Linked DNA regions of Homo sapiens: regions 2 and 3 are each linked to region 1. Evidence: read pairs that join two places in POLR2A ChIA-PET (ENCODE). Cell type or tissue: GM12878. All regions are shown on one strand.

What was found. ChIA-PET counts read pairs that join two places held together with the same protein. Peaks named below come from ENCODE experiments on the same cell type or tissue, not always from the same donor. Only the 100,000 strongest peaks of a DNase experiment are listed, where the experiment ranks them.
Region 2: POLR2A ChIA-PET joins it to region 1 with 6 read pairs; 5 of 35 experiments call an interaction of 5 or more read pairs at or near these places.
Region 3: POLR2A ChIA-PET joins it to region 1 with 6 read pairs; 5 of 35 experiments call an interaction of 5 or more read pairs at or near these places.

The regions. Positions count from the first base shown.
Region 1 is chr20:49,265,069-49,270,068 of GRCh38, reverse strand. ZNFX1 (zinc finger NFX1-type containing 1) reads left to right here. Exons shown (of 14, transcript NM_021035.3): 3 at 1-127; 4 at 3,803-3,934. Among named protein-coding and RNA genes, the nearest start is that of ZNFX1, 10 kb to the left of the region's middle. In GM12878, no CTCF peak of the experiment used is centred here; no DNase peak of the experiment used is centred here; H3K4me3 peaks cover 3,036 bases; H3K27ac peaks cover 1,157 bases.
Region 2 is chr20:49,602,872-49,607,871 of GRCh38, reverse strand. LOC105372651 (a long non-coding RNA gene) reads right to left here. Exons shown (of 4, transcript XR_001754713.2): 4 at 4,234-4,610. Among named protein-coding and RNA genes, the nearest start is that of PTGIS, 37 kb to the right of the region's middle. In GM12878, no CTCF peak of the experiment used is centred here; no DNase peak of the experiment used is centred here.
Region 3 is chr20:49,122,352-49,127,351 of GRCh38, reverse strand. STAU1 (staufen double-stranded RNA binding protein 1) reads left to right here. Exons shown (of 14, transcript NM_017453.4): 7 at 2,765-2,977; 8 at 4,117-4,260. Among named protein-coding and RNA genes, the nearest start is that of STAU1, 63 kb to the left of the region's middle. In GM12878, no CTCF peak of the experiment used is centred here; no DNase peak of the experiment used is centred here.

The sequences.
Region 1 (5,000 bases):
ATTAATGTCTTAGATCCTGGCCAGTGGCCCTCAAAAGAAGCCCTGAAGCTGGATGACTCCCAGATGGAAGCCTTGCAGTTTGCTCTCACAAGGGAACTGGCTATTATTCAAGGACCTCCTGGAACAGGTAAGACAAAATTTTTTAGAGTACATAAGATCTGCTTTGTAAGATAAGCAAGGGACGGAGCCTTCACTCTAGGTTTCTAGAATGTCTTCTTATTTACTTATTTTATTTTCCAACTTTTATTTTAGGTTTAGGGGTACATGTGCAGGTTTGTTACATGTGTAAATTGCCATGTTGCAGAGGTTTGGTGTACAGATTATTTTGTCATCCAGGTAATGAGCATAGTACCTGATAGGTAGTTTTTTGTTGTCGTCATTGTTTTTGGAGACAGAGTCTTACTCTGTCACCCAGGCTGGAGTGCAGTGGCACGATTCCGGCTCACTGCGACCTCTGCCTCCTGGGTTCAAGCAATTCTCCTGCCTCAGCCTCCCAAGTAGCTGGGATTATAGGCATGCACCACCACGCCCAGCTAATTTTGTATTTTTAGTAGAGACAGGGTTTCACCATGTTAGACAGGCTGATCTCGAACTCCCGACCTCAGGTGATCCACCTGCCTTGGCCTCCCAAAGTGCTGGGATTACAGGTGTGAGCCGCTGCACTCAGCCCTTGATAGGTAGTTTTTAGATCCTCACCCTCCTCCCACTCTATCCTGAAGTAGGCCCTGGTGTCTGTTCCCTTCTTTGTGTCCATGTGTATTCAATGTTTAGCTCCCACTTATGAGTGAGAACATGTGGTATTTAATTTTCTGTTCCTGCATTAATTTGCTTTGGAGAATGGCCTCCAACTCCATCCACTTTGCTGCAAAGGACATGATTTTCTTCTTTTTCATAGCTGCATAGTATTCCGTGGTGTATATATGCCACATTTTCTTTATTCAGTCCACCATTGTTGGGCATCTAGGTTGAGTCCATATCTTTGCTATTGTGAATAGTGCTACAATGAACATGCATATGCATGTGTCTTTATGGGAGAATGATTTATATTCCTTCCCATTATATACCCAATAATGGGACTGCTAGGTCAAATGGCATTTCTGTTTTAAGCTGTTTGAGAAATCTCCAAACTACTTTCCACAGTGGCTGAACTAATGTACATTCCCACCAGCAGTGTATAAACTTTCCCTTTGCTCTGCAACCTCACTAGCATCTGTTATTTTTTGACTTTTTTTTGACTGTTTATTAATAGCCATTCTGACTAGTGTGAGATGGAATCTCATTGTGGTTTTGATTTGCATTTCTCTAATGATTAGTGATGTTGATGTTGAGCATTTTTTTCCTCTGCTTGTTGGCCATGTGTATGTCTTCTTTTGAGAAGTGTCTGTTCATGTCCTTTGCTCATTTTTTAATGGGGTTGTTTAATTGCAGATATTAGACCTTAGATGGATCCAGAGTTTGCAAATATTTTGTCTCATTTTGTAGGTTGTCTGTTTATTCTGTTGATAGTTTCTTTTGCTGTACAGAAGCTCTTTAGTTTAATTAGGTACCACTTGTCAATTTTTGGTTTTGTTGCAATAGAATGTTTAGTTAATAACATTCCTCCCGAAATGGGCATAAAATTTGTTTATAAAGTAGCTGCTCATAGGGATTTTCCAATAGGAACCCATTGTCATGCATAGTAATAGATACAAGATTGCTAGAGGTCAAATGTAGTGAGATGTGTGATTTCTGCTTTATATAATTGGTTCAATTTTATATTATTTTAAATTAAATAGTATCAAATATATAATAGCACTATGTGTGAAGCAACATTTTACTTACTTTACATACCTTAACTAATTGCATCCTCACAACCTTGTGAAATAGAAGCCATTACTAAAACCATTATACAGTTGGTCAGGCACGGTGGCTCACACCTGTAATCCCAGCACTTTGGGAGGCTGAGGCGGGTGGATCACAAGGTCAGGAGATCAAGACCATCCTGGCTAACACGACGAAACCCTGTCTCTACTAAAAAATATAAAAAAATTAGCCGGGCATGGTGGCAGGCGCCTGTAGTCCCAGCTACTCGGGAGGCTGAGGCAGGAGAATGGCGTGAACCCAGGAGGCGGAGCTTGCAGTGAGCTGAGATCGCTCCACTGCACTCTAGCCTGGGCAACAGAGCAAGACTCCACCTCAAAAAAAAAAACAAAACTGTTATACGGATGAAGAAAGCTAAGGCAAAGAAGGGTTAAATAACCTCTTAAGAGGTGGGAAGTATGTACTGAAGCTCACACAAATGTTAAGTGACAAGTTTAGGAATTGAATTCAGGCAGTCTAGCTGTAGAATCCTGGCTCCTATCTGCCACATTGTACTTGTCGTGGAACTATACCTTCCCATACCTTTCTCCCCAGGTGCCACTCTCTAATTCTACTCTGGGGTCATAACTATTATTAGAAGTGGGAATTTACATTAACAGTTAAAATAGCTACTGCTAAATTACTCTCCGAAAGGAAGTACCAAAAGAAAACAAAACCCCAAACAGGAAGAAGTCTTTAAAAAACACCAATGAAGTAATGGCAACTCATGATTTAAAAAAAAAAAAAAAAAACTTTATGTAACAAAGCTGGACGTCTTGACGAGTACCTGTAGTACCAAGTACTTGGGAGGCTGAGATGGGAGGATCCCTTGAAAACAGGTGTTCAGGCTGCAGTACACATAGCCCCTGCACTCCAGTCTGGACAACATAGGGCCTTAAAAAAGAAGGAAGAAATTGTTACTTATCCTGCTGTAGTGAAATCTTTGATTATCTTATATCACTCCCTCCCTCAACTTTGAGATTTTTGAGGACAGTGTCTACCTTACCAGCCTGACACAATGTAAGAATTTAGCAGGCCAGGCATGGTGGCTCACGCCTGTAATCCCAGCACTTTGGGAGGCCAAGGCGGACAGATCACAAGGGTCAAGAGATCAAGACCATCCTGCCCAACATGGTGAAACCCCATCTATACTAAAAATACAAAAATTAGCTGGGCATGGTGGCATGCGCCTGTGGTCCCAGCTACTTGGGAGGCTGAGGCAGGAGAATCACTTGAACCCGGGAGGCAGAGGTTGCGGTGAGCCAAGATCACACCATTGCATTCCAGCCTGGGCAACAAGAGCGAAACTCCATCTCAAACAAAAAGAGAGAATTTAGCAGTTTTTAGCCTAATTAATTAATTAATGGCCATTTACTAATGAGCCTATAACTCTTATTCCAATGTTGATTTCTACAAGTTTTCCCCTCCCATCACAAAAGCAAATCTACCATGTATATAAAAAGTATTTCTAATTTGCCACAAGATTGGAAACAATATATACAGCATCAATAGAAAACTGGCTAAAAAATACCTTAACAGCTGTAAAAAGGAAAGGGGGGGGTGGGGGGGATGGGATTCTCCTATGTATTGATAGAGAATGACCTTCAAGATACATTAAGTGAAAAAAATCAAGATGTAGAATGGTAAAAATTGTCTGTTACTATTCATATTTTAAGGAGAAAAGGGGAAGTCTAGAAAAAGAATACACATTTGTATTGTTTGTATATGCGTGGATATACTGTCTCTGTAAAGTTACAAAAGAAACTGGTAACATTGGTTGCTTCCACCCAGAGAACTGGGTGACAGAGTGCAAGAGGGACTTTTCACAATATACAATGTACGCTTCTTAGATTTTAAACTATCTTAATGTATTATATTAAATTTAAAAAAAGATTTTGCTCTGAGTAATTACTTTATTTAGAAAATGTCTAAATTGTTAAATTCCTTTTTCCTTATTTTCTAGGCAAAACCTATGTGGGTCTAAAAATTGTTCAGGCCCTCCTAACCAACGAGTCTGTTTGGCAAATTAGCCTCCAGAAGTTCCCCATCTTGGTTGTGTGTTATACTAATCATGCTTTGGACCAGTTTCTGGAAGGTAATACTTATAGGCAAATTTGTTCTCTATCAAGATGTTGATGATTGAACCATCAGCAACTTCAGTAGCTTTCTATTGCTCTTCAAACAAAGTCAACAGTCCTTATCATTACTTACATGGCCGTTTGTGATCTGTCCCAGCTGGACTGTGAACCACAGCTCCTACTTCTTAACCTTGTTCTCCCTAACTCCAGCAACACTGGTTATCTTCAGTTCCTTGAAAGCCTCTACGTCCTCCATTGGCCCATGCCATCCTCTGGCCTGGAATAGTTTTTTCCCTCTCCATCTTGAGCTTATTCAACCTGGCCCTACTCAACCTGGCCCTACTCATTCTTCTGGTCCCACTTTAAATCTCTCTTCTCAGGTGGACTTTTTCTATAGCCCCAAAGTGAAGTCTCTTTTGCATTTTTTATTTTTTTATAATCTATTTTATGTATCGCTACCCTAGATGAGGATTGGTCCTTTTCTTGCTGTATTCACATATCCTGGCACATATTAGGCACTCAAAAAATACTAAATAACATTAATGGATGAATAAATATATGCTTTTCCTTTATTTTTATTCTTCTATACCTCCCTTTCACCTAGATAAATCTTTATTCTTAGAGTCTGAGTTTAAATATTAGATTCTTAAAAATAGATCCCTACCCCACCCAGACTAGGTAATGTCCCCTGCTACCAGTACTCACTACATTTATTGCTGCCGTATTAATTATTTAATGAGTAACTTCCTGCCAGAGACAAAGAAATGATAACAAATCAGAAACTGGGCCTATGTTTCTACTGCTATATCTTCAGAACTTGGCACATGCCTAAAACATATGAGCAATCAGTAAATCTGCAGAGTGAAAAATATGTAACATATCCTGGGTGCTTGCTTTGTGCTGGGCCCTAGCTAGGAGCTTTAAAGATTTTCTTTCATTTATCCAGACTGTAGCCCTATATGGGAGATATTGCCATCTCTAAATCACAGACAGAGAAACTGAGACTCAAGTCACTTGCCCCAGGTTACACAGCAATAAGTGGTAGAGCTAAGAGTTGGATCCCTAGTTGTCTGATTCCAGAAC
Region 2 (5,000 bases), 340 kb before region 1:
CAGTCTCACATTAGAACTTTGTGGGTTCTAGTTCCACCTCCACCACCTACAAGCTGTGCAACCTTGGATGGGCTAGATGACCTCTCTGGGCCTCAGCTTCCCAACAGGAATAAAAATAGCACCCACCTTGTGTTCTGACAGAATTAAATGCAACCCATGTGCCTGGTACTGGGCTGAGTGTCTTCTCAGCATTGTTTTATTGAATTCTCAGAGATCATCATAGGAAGGAGGTGTTATTATTTTCCTTTCTTTTACAGGTAAAGCACCATGACTCAGAGAAGGCAAGTGACTTGCCTAAAATCACAGGGCCCACAGAGTCACAGCCAGAATGCAAGCCTGGGCCCTCAGATCTGGAGTATGCCCTCTTCACCATGGCTCCAGGCACCAAAACTCCAGGTAGCTTTGGATTTTGTGCTATCTGTGTTTTATTTTCCTTAATATATATTTTAAACGGACTTTCTGCCCACATTTTTCTTTAAACCTGTTTCTGCAGAGGAAACTTTATATCATTAGCAAACATGGAAAACCTATATCATTTATCATGAAAACAGTTATGAAAATAAGGCTGGGTGCCAGGCACGATGGCTCACACCTGTAATCCCAGCACTTTGGGAGGCTGAGGTGGGCAGATAACAAGGTCAGTAGTTCGAGACCAGCCTGGCCAACATAGTGAAACCCCAACTCTACTAAAAATATAAAAATTAGCCAGCTATGGTGGCGCATGCCTGTAGTCCCAGCTACTTGGGAGGCTGAGGCAGAAGAATCGCTTGAACCCAGAAGGCGGAGGTTGTGGTGAGCCGAGATCATGCCACTGCACTCCAGCCTGGGCAACAGAGTGAGCTTCCGTCTAAAAAAAAAAAAAAGGAAATAAGAAAATAAGGCTGGACATGGCGGCTCACGCCTGTAATCTCAGCGCTTTGGGAGGTCAAGGCAGGCAGATCACCTGAGGTCAGAAGTTCAAGACTGCCTGGCCAATATGGTGAAACCTTGTCCCTACTAAAAATACAAAAATTAGCCAGGCATGGTGGTGCACACCTGTAATCTCAGCTACTAAGGAGGCTGAGGCAGGAGAATCACTTGAACCCAGGAGGCGGAGGTTGCAGGTTGAGCTGAGATGGTGCCACTGCACTCAAGCCAGGGTGACAGAGTGAGACTCTGTCTCAAAAAAAAAATTATGAAAATAAGTACAAGAAGTGCTAAAAAATATCATGATATTCTTGCCAGATGCTCTTGCTTGCACAGTCAGGAGTCAGGGGCCTGTGAGAACTTTGTTAGAAAGAAGAGAGTTCGGCGGCTCAAGCCTGTAATCCCAGCACTTTGGGAGGCCGAGGTGGGCGGATCACGAGGTCAGGAGATCAAGACCATCCTGGCCAACATGGTGAAACCCCGTCTCTACTAAAAATACAAAAATTAGCTGGGTGTGGTGGCGGGCACCTGTAATCCCAGCTACTCAGGAGGCTGAGGCAGGAGAATCGCTTGAACCAGGGAGTCAGAGGTTACAGTGAGCTGAGATGGCACCATTGCACTCCAGCCTGGCCACAGAGCGAGACTCCGTCTCAAAAAAAAAAAAAAAAAAAGGAAAGAAAGAAGAGAATTAGCGAGGTGATGGGGAGATGTTAGCGGCAGGGATTTTTTTTTTTTCTTGAAATGCTCAGAGCAGCTGCAAGAGAATCCCCATAGGAAGAACTTCTGCTCTGTGATTTCATGCCCTGTGGGACCTAGAATAACCCACAGACCTCGAGTGTGGCAGCAGCTGGGCAGGCCACTCAACCCCAGGTCGGATCCTTCTCAGCTCGCCTGGGGCTGTCCCAGGCCCTGCAACAAAGTCCTTGTCCGAATGTACTGGGTGGGTGGGGGTATCCTGGCAGCAGAGCCCTGACTATGCCCTCTCACCCTCTGCTCCTCGCTGACAGAGTTCCCTCAAGGCAGGGTATACAGCTGGCACTCAGCCAGGCCTCCAGAGCCTGGGCTGCAAAGATTCAGTGTTTGGTGGCTGGTTTTATATATTTATTTGAGACGGAGTTTTGCTCTGTTGCCCAGGCTGGAGTGCAGTGGCACGATCTTGGCTCGCCACAACCTCCGCCTGCCGGGTTCAAGCGATTCTCCTGCCTCAGTGCCCGGCCCCTATTTTTTTTTTTTAATAGAAAAATGTTCCTTGCACCACCAACTCTTTCCTGGGCAGGGTTGGGAAACCATTTCCAGATGGGAAATAATTTTAGGGAAGAGAAACAGCTAAAATTACAGGCCATTCTGCTGCCAGCTCTCGCTGGGATGAGCCAGCCATGGCCCTAGAACTTTCCCAAAGTGGGGTGGGTGGGTCTGGGTGGGGAGAGAAGCCAGGATGGACTGTTGAGATGGGATGTCCCTCGGGCTGTCCATGTTCAGGCCTCGTGAGCATCTCCGAACAGCCTTGGCGGCTGCTTCTGGGGGCTGCTCGCTGATATCAAACACTCACCCATCCCCCTTCAATTCTCACCACGACCCGTGAGGGCAGAAGCTTGGAAACATCCCTGGTGTAGCCTCAGGATCCAGCTGCCGTTTTACAGAAAATCCCAAGGACAGAACGTGTTGAACCATGACACGGTGCTGTCATCAGCCTAACCCAGACCCAGGGATCTCTGCAGGTTAAATGGCCCAGGTACTGCGCAGGTAAATTGTAAGGAAAAGAAAGGGATGGAGGAGGAATAGAAACTAAAAGAGACATCAAGTTTTTAAAAAGTGGGCAAGATTAAGTATAGTGTCTGGGGCTGCTCACATGGTTGGTAAAACAAGAAAGAAACACAAGTGATATCCATAACACTTAGGGTAGCAGTGACTTTTGGGAGGGGCAGGGCTTTGAGAGGACAGGGTTCTGCAGGGGTTTCCAGGGGTGGCAGGCAAAGTTACATTTCTTGACCTAGAGGTGGTCACGAGGGTGTTCAGTTGCCTTATAATAAATCATTAAGTCACATGCTTATGCTGTGTGGTTTTTGTATCTGTATCTGTTCTATTTTTCAAAAAAAAAAAAATCCCAAGTTTAAAAAACAACAATAACAACAAAATATCCCCCATGCAGATGAAGAACGGGGGGCTTGGAGGATTGAAGTGATTCTTCCATGCGGAGTGAGTGGGGAGCTGGAATCTGAACCAGCTTATAAGCCACAGCCTGTTTATTCATTCAACAAATATTTGCCAAGCCCCAGGGCTGTGCCAGGGACTGGGCTAGCAGCGAGTGAGAGAGACATCCTGTCCTCATGGAGCCCAGAGGCTCAGTAGTCAGCCAGGTTAGAGAACCGTGACACCCTCCTGCCAGGGTGCCTGCCAGGTATCTTGGAGGAACTGCATCTTGGGGATAGATGGCTGAGCTCACAGGATTTAAGTGAAATCTCCAGGGGCTAAAAGCAGATATGAGTTGGAAATTGCAGCCTGACCCGATGCCTGAGGTAGGGTTTGCCTACCATGGGTGGGATCAAAGGGACTTTTAAAAAGACTTCTAATTTTGATGGCCAGGTGCAGTGGCTCACGTCTGTAATACCAGCACTTTGGGAGGCCGAGGCGGGTGGACCACTTGAGGTCAGGAGTTCAAGACCAGCCTGGCCAACATGGTGAAACCCCATCTCTACCAAAAATACAAAAATTAGCTGGGCATGGTGGCGGGTGCCTATAATCCCAGCTACTCGGGAGGCTGAGGCAGGAGAATCGCTTGAACCCGGGAGGCGGAGGTTGCAGTAAGCCGAGATCACGCCACTGCACTCCAGCCTGGGCGACAGAGTGAGACTCTGTCCCCACCCCCCAAAAAAGAAAAGAGAATCCAACTTGTACATCTGAACTTGAGCTCAGACATGTAAATTATCCCCTTGTTAGCCACAGGTTCGACCTCACTTTCTTCTTTTTTTTTTTTAGACAGGGTCTCGCTCTGTTACCCAGGCTGTAGTGCAGTGGTGCAATCACAGCTCACTGCAGCTTTGATCCCCCAGGCTCGAGTGATCTTCCCACCTCAGCTTCCCAAGTGGCTGGGACCACAGGTGGGTGCCACCACACCTGGCTAAGTTTTAAATATTTTTTGTAGAGTTGAGGTTTCGCTGTGTTGCCCAGGCTGGTCTCGAACTCTGGGGCTGAAGTGATCCTTCCACCTTGGCCTCCCAAAAGGTTGGAATTATAGAAGTGAGCCATTGCATCCAGCCGTCACTTGCTTTAAATTAAAATTTTTAATCAAACAAGGAAAAGTGAACCCAGGTTGGCAGGCTGAGCCCATCCCTAGCTCCAGGGATGAGCACTTGGCCAAGGCCTGACCGATTAGAGTTCAGCATCTGGTGGCCACAGCAATTGGTAACAGACGGGAAGTGAACCAAGCCAGGCATATGGGCATCTTCCCAGGAACTCTTCTAGGTGTGCAGGGAAAGAGACTATATTTGTTCGCTAGAACTGCCATAGCAAAAGACCACAGACCGGGTGGCTTAAGCAACACAGTTATTATCTCACAGTGCTGGAGGCTGGAAGTCCAAGCTCGAGATGCCGGCTGTCAGGGTTGATTTCCGTCAAGGCCTCTCTCTTTGGCCTGCAGATGGCGACCCTCTTGCTGCCTCTGCACACGGTCATCCCTCTGTGCATGTGCGCTCCTGAGGTCTGTTCTTCTTATAAGGACACCGGGCAGACTGGATTAGGGCCCACCCTAACAACCATTTAAACGTAACCACCTCTTTAAAGACCCCATCTCTAAATGCAGTCATATTTTCAGGTCTTGGGGGTTGGGACTTCAACATATGAATTTTGAGGGACCACAATTTAGCCCATAACAGAGGCCTTCTCTTTCCACTGAAGTTGCTATTCAGGATGAAAGCAGGCCTTGAAATATTTCCATGACAACAGGATGCCCAGAGGTGGGCTGGCACAGGGTGCTCCCTGGATGACCCCTTGCAGGAAGGAGGCTGCCTACCTGGGGCTGGGACATAACTTCACTACCTTCCTAGGGCCATGAGGAAGGGCGCCTCTCCCCAGAGTGGCAAAAACAAGAACATGCA
Region 3 (5,000 bases), 140 kb after region 1:
ATGGTGTTTCGCTCTTGTTGTCCAGGCTGGAGTGCAGTGGTGCCATCTCAGCTCACTGCAACCTCCGTCTCCTGGGTTCAAGCAATTCTCCTGTCTCAGCCTCCTAAGTAGCTGGGATTACAGGTGCCCGCCACCACGCCCAGCTAATTTTTTATATTTTTAGTAGAGACGGGGTTTCACTATGTTGGCCAGGCTGATCTCGAACTCCTGACCTCGTGATCTGCCCACCTCGGCCTCCCAAAGTGCTGGGATTACAGGCGTGAGCCACCGCGCCCGGCCAGTGGTTTTTAATTTTGAGGAATTTCTTTTTTCTTTATGGTGGATATCTTTTGTGTTCAACTCTTTGCCAGCCTTACAGTCTTGAGGCTTTCTCCTGTTATAAAGTCTTTGTAATTTTAGTTTAGATCACATTTAAGTGATCCTAGGTCTAATTTTTGTTGTGGTATGAGTTAGAGATCATGGTTTGATTTTTTTTTCTTCCCCCCACCCCGCTCCATGCAGATACCTAGTTAGTTGCTCTGGTACTATTTTTTTAAGAGATTTTTAATTTGTTTTGGTGTGTTTGCCAAAAATCGAGTGACCTTATATGTGCAGGTCTTTTTCGTGCTGTTCTGTTGATCTATTTATCCTTACACAAAACCATATCCTAGTTGTTGTGACTTTATAGGAAGTTTTAAAATCTGGTAGTGTAAGTCTTCTATTTTTCTTTTTGAGTGTCTTGGCTAATATCGGTTAGATTTTTAAGTTTTTTTGTTTTTTTTTTGTTTTTTTTTTTTTGCTTTTTGAGACGAGGTTTTGCTCTGTTGCCCAGGCTGGGGTGCAGTTGTGTGATCATAGCTCCCTGTAGCCTTGATCTCCTGGGCTTAAGTGATCCTCCTGTTTTAGCCTCCCACATAGCTAGGACTACATACAGGGGCACACTACCACACCTGGCTAATTTTGTTTTTATTTTTGTAGAGTCAAGGTCTTGCTGTATTGGCCAGGCTGGTCTTGAACTTCTGAGCTCAAGTGATCCTCCCACCCTGGCCTCCCAGAGCGTTGGGATTACAGGCATGAGCCACCCTGCCCAGCCTGATTTTCTATCTGTGTTATTGTAATCACTTTCTTGATAATGTCCATGATACACAAAAGTTTTAAAGTTTGATTAAGTGTGACTTTTTTTTTTCCCTCTTGTTGATTGTGCTTTTAGTTTCATATCTTAAAAACCAATTGCCAAACCCAAAGTCATGAAGACTCGCCTGTTTTTGCTTCTGAGAGTTGTGCATGTTAGCGCCTCTGTGTAGGTCTTTGGTCCATTTGGAGATTGTAATCACTTTAATATGCAGCTAACTTTCTGTTCATGTTTAATTTTAGATTCTTTCCCCATCTTTGTTGACTTAGTTTTATTTCTTTAATATGTAAAACAGTAAATGCTTCCAGAAGTCAAAACTATCATTCCCGTCTCATCCCGTCTGTCTACCCTAATCCCTCACACCTGTTGTAGGTAACTAATTTCATTGCTTGCTTTTTGAGACGGAGTCCCACTCTGTCACCCAGGCTGGAGTGGCGCAATCTCAGCTCACTGCAAGCTCCGCCTCCCAGGTTCACGCCATTCTCCTGCTTCAGCCTCCCGAGTAGCTGGGACTACAGGCGCCTGCCACCACGCCCGGCTAATTTTTTTTGTATTTTTAGTAGAGACGGGGTTTCACCATGTTAGCCAGGATGGTCTCGATCTCCTGACCTCGTGATCCACCTGCCTCGGCCTCCCAAAGTGCTGGGATTACAGGCGTGAGCCACCGCGCCTGGCCCATTGCTTGCTTTTTTTTTTTTTTTTTTTTCCTTTGAGACAGGGTCTTACTCTATCGCTTAGGCTGGAGTGCAGTTTTGTGATCTTGGATCACTGCAACCTCCGTCTCTCAGGTTCAAGGGGTTTTTGTGCCTCAGCCTCCCAAGTAGCTGGGATTACAGGTGTGCACCACCACCCCTAGCTAATTTTTGTATTTTTAGTAGAGATGGGGGTTTCACCATGTTGGCCAGGCTGGTCTTGAACTCCTGACCTCAAGTGATCCACCCGCTTTGGTCTCCCAAATTGCTGGGATTACAGGTGTGAGCCACCATGTCCAGCCCATTGATTTTTTTTATCCTTCGTTTTTTTTTTTTTTTTTTTTTTTTTTGCAAAAATGAGCTTATAAATGTGTGTCTGTTTATATATGTGTAGATATTTGTATAAAATCCTATTTTTCTTAAACTAAAGCTACCATACCATATACTCTTTTGTGGGTTTTTTTTTTTTTTTTTTTTACTTAATGTGTGCGGGGAATCCCTCTTTATCAGTGCTTAAGAGATTTGTCTCGTTCTCTTTTGTGGCCACATAGCAACCAGTATTTAGTAGGCCTAGTCCTGGCTGGAGGCTCAGAGCAGATACTAAACTTGAGCATTTGTACTGCATTTATTTCTGGACTTTGCTGGGCTAGCTTCCTTTTTGCCAGTTGCAGTGGACCACACTAAACTCAGGACAGCCTGTGAGCCAGGGGCATGGGAGTAAAAAGGTCTCCCTATTTCATGCCTGACTGTTTGGGACTCACCAGACTCAAGAGCATAAACCAGTTTGAGAAGTAAGAAGAAAGGCGAGAAAGCATTTGAAATGATCCCCGCTTCCTTTCATTTAGTAGGTCTTGTCCTTGGTTCCCCTTCCCTGTGTCTGTGTGAAGTGTGCCAGCCAGTGTGCCTTGGAGCTTTTAATAAGTGTCTGTCCGCTTTCACTCAGTCTTTCCCTCTGAAACAGGTGGCCCGGGAGAGTGGCCCACCCCACATGAAGAACTTTGTGACCAAGGTTTCGGTTGGGGAGTTTGTGGGGGAAGGTGAAGGGAAAAGCAAGAAGATTTCAAAGAAAAATGCCGCCATAGCTGTTCTTGAGGAGCTGAAGAAGTTACCGCCCCTGCCTGCAGTTGAACGAGTAAAGCCTAGAATCAAAAAGAAAACAAAACCCATAGTCAAGGTGAGAACTTTTCTGAACACAGAAGGTGTTTTCATTACTTATAGATGGGTGGGGGGTTTAGAAGGCTGGTCGCTGTCCCCAAGGTGAAAGGGGATGAGACCAACGTGCCACACCCCAGGCCTGCCAGACCCCTTAGAGGTGCTGCAAGAGCCACCTGTTAGGTAAGATAAGGACATTGTGTCAGTTCAGTAGAGGTACCCGCAGACGGGCACACACATCTGTGCAGGAGGGCGCTCATCACAGCCCTGGCGATCACAGTGGGGTATTGGGCAGGAACGCCATGCCGGTCTGTGGGGCGCGTGGTGAAATAACAGTGCCTGTGTCTCAGTGACCATGTTGCTGTTCTGAAGGTGGAGGAGATTTGTGCCAGGCAGGAGGCCCATAGTGGGAGGGTAGGAGTGAGACATTTTGCTGTGTGCCTTTTCTTTTGGATTTTTGAGCCACACTAATGGATCTATCAAAGCATTATATTGACCCCTTCCCCAACCCCAGAAAGGGGACATAATTCCATGGGGAACTTTGTGATTTTCAGTATATGTAGTTTCATGCTGTATCAAGATCCAAATTTTTCTTACATAAAAGCATACTATGTATACCTTTTGTTTCCCTTTTTTGCTTAATATAGCCTGGAAGTCACTTCTGATCAGCAGAGTGAGGGTTCCTTGGCACAAAAGGTGGCCTCAAGGAAGTAACTGGGATTCTGAGGTTCTTCTTGCCATGTGGCATCAGCTTGAGCTTTTTTAAAAAAGTGGTTCCTGGATTTTGAGTTCTTTTCAAGAAAATTGGGAACCCATCATAGCTCAGACTTTTGGGGAGTTGTAGGAATAGTGTTTTATGTTTTTTCTGCCCATTTACTGTCATATGTTGAAATATGTTAAAAAACAGCCGTCGCAGTCATAGTGACGCTTCGTTATAGTGAAATGTTGATGTTGGTTTGCTAAGACCTTAAAATCACCTAGAACAATCATAAAAAAAATAAAGCATCTTTTCATTGTTAAAATGTTAAATTAAAAAAAATCGAATTCTGAGCCATTAGGTCAACCCAAAATCTCTTATCTCCTCTCATATCCTGATCTCTGAGTTGACCAAGTTCATGCGGTGAATAACATTACAGAGTTTCTGCCTTGTTTGTTCCTCAGCCACAGACAAGCCCAGAATATGGCCAGGGGATCAATCCGATTAGCCGACTGGCCCAGATCCAGCAGGCAAAAAAGGAGAAGGAGCCAGAGTACACGCTCCTCACAGAGCGAGGCCTCCCGCGCCGCAGGGAGTTTGTGATGCAGGTGGGTCCGCATGGATGATGGGCGCCCCTTCCTCTGACCACGTCCAGCCTTGGGGGCTGATGGCGGTTCAAGGTCTGGACACCTTCCTGAGGAGGCTGGATCCTGTGGGCCATGTTCTGCCAGCGACTGTGATCCTTATTTATTTATTTATTTATTTATTTATTTATTTATTTTTGAGATGGAGTCTCACTCTGTCGCCCAGGCTGGAGTGCAGTGGTGCTGTCTCAGCTCACTACAACCTCCGACTCCCTGATTGAAGCGATTCTCCTGCCTCAGCCTCCCGAGTAGCTGGGATTACAGGCACGTGCCACCATGCCCAGCTAATTTTTTGTATTTTTAGCAGAGACGGAGTTTCGCCATGTTGGCCAGGATGGTTTTGATCTCCTGACCTTGTGATCCTCCCACCTCAGCCTCCCAAAGTGCTGGGATTACAGGCGTGAGCCACCTCGCCCAGCCAACTGTGATCCTTATTAAGACCTTGTGGCTTGCAATAATTTGATAGCTTAAACATACCACAGAAATCTGTAAAGGCTACATATCAAAGATTAAGTTGTTTATCTTAATGCTTAAAAAAATGAATGTAATGTCTGCACACCAGCACTACTGCTGGGTGCACTGGTGGGAATGTGGGTGTGTTGCACTGAAATTTGGAAGAAAGAGTCCTGGGGTGGTGGGTGCTGGGAGAAGTTTTTCTTCATTACATCTCCTTGAAGGTTTATGACATTGCTCTTTACCAAAGG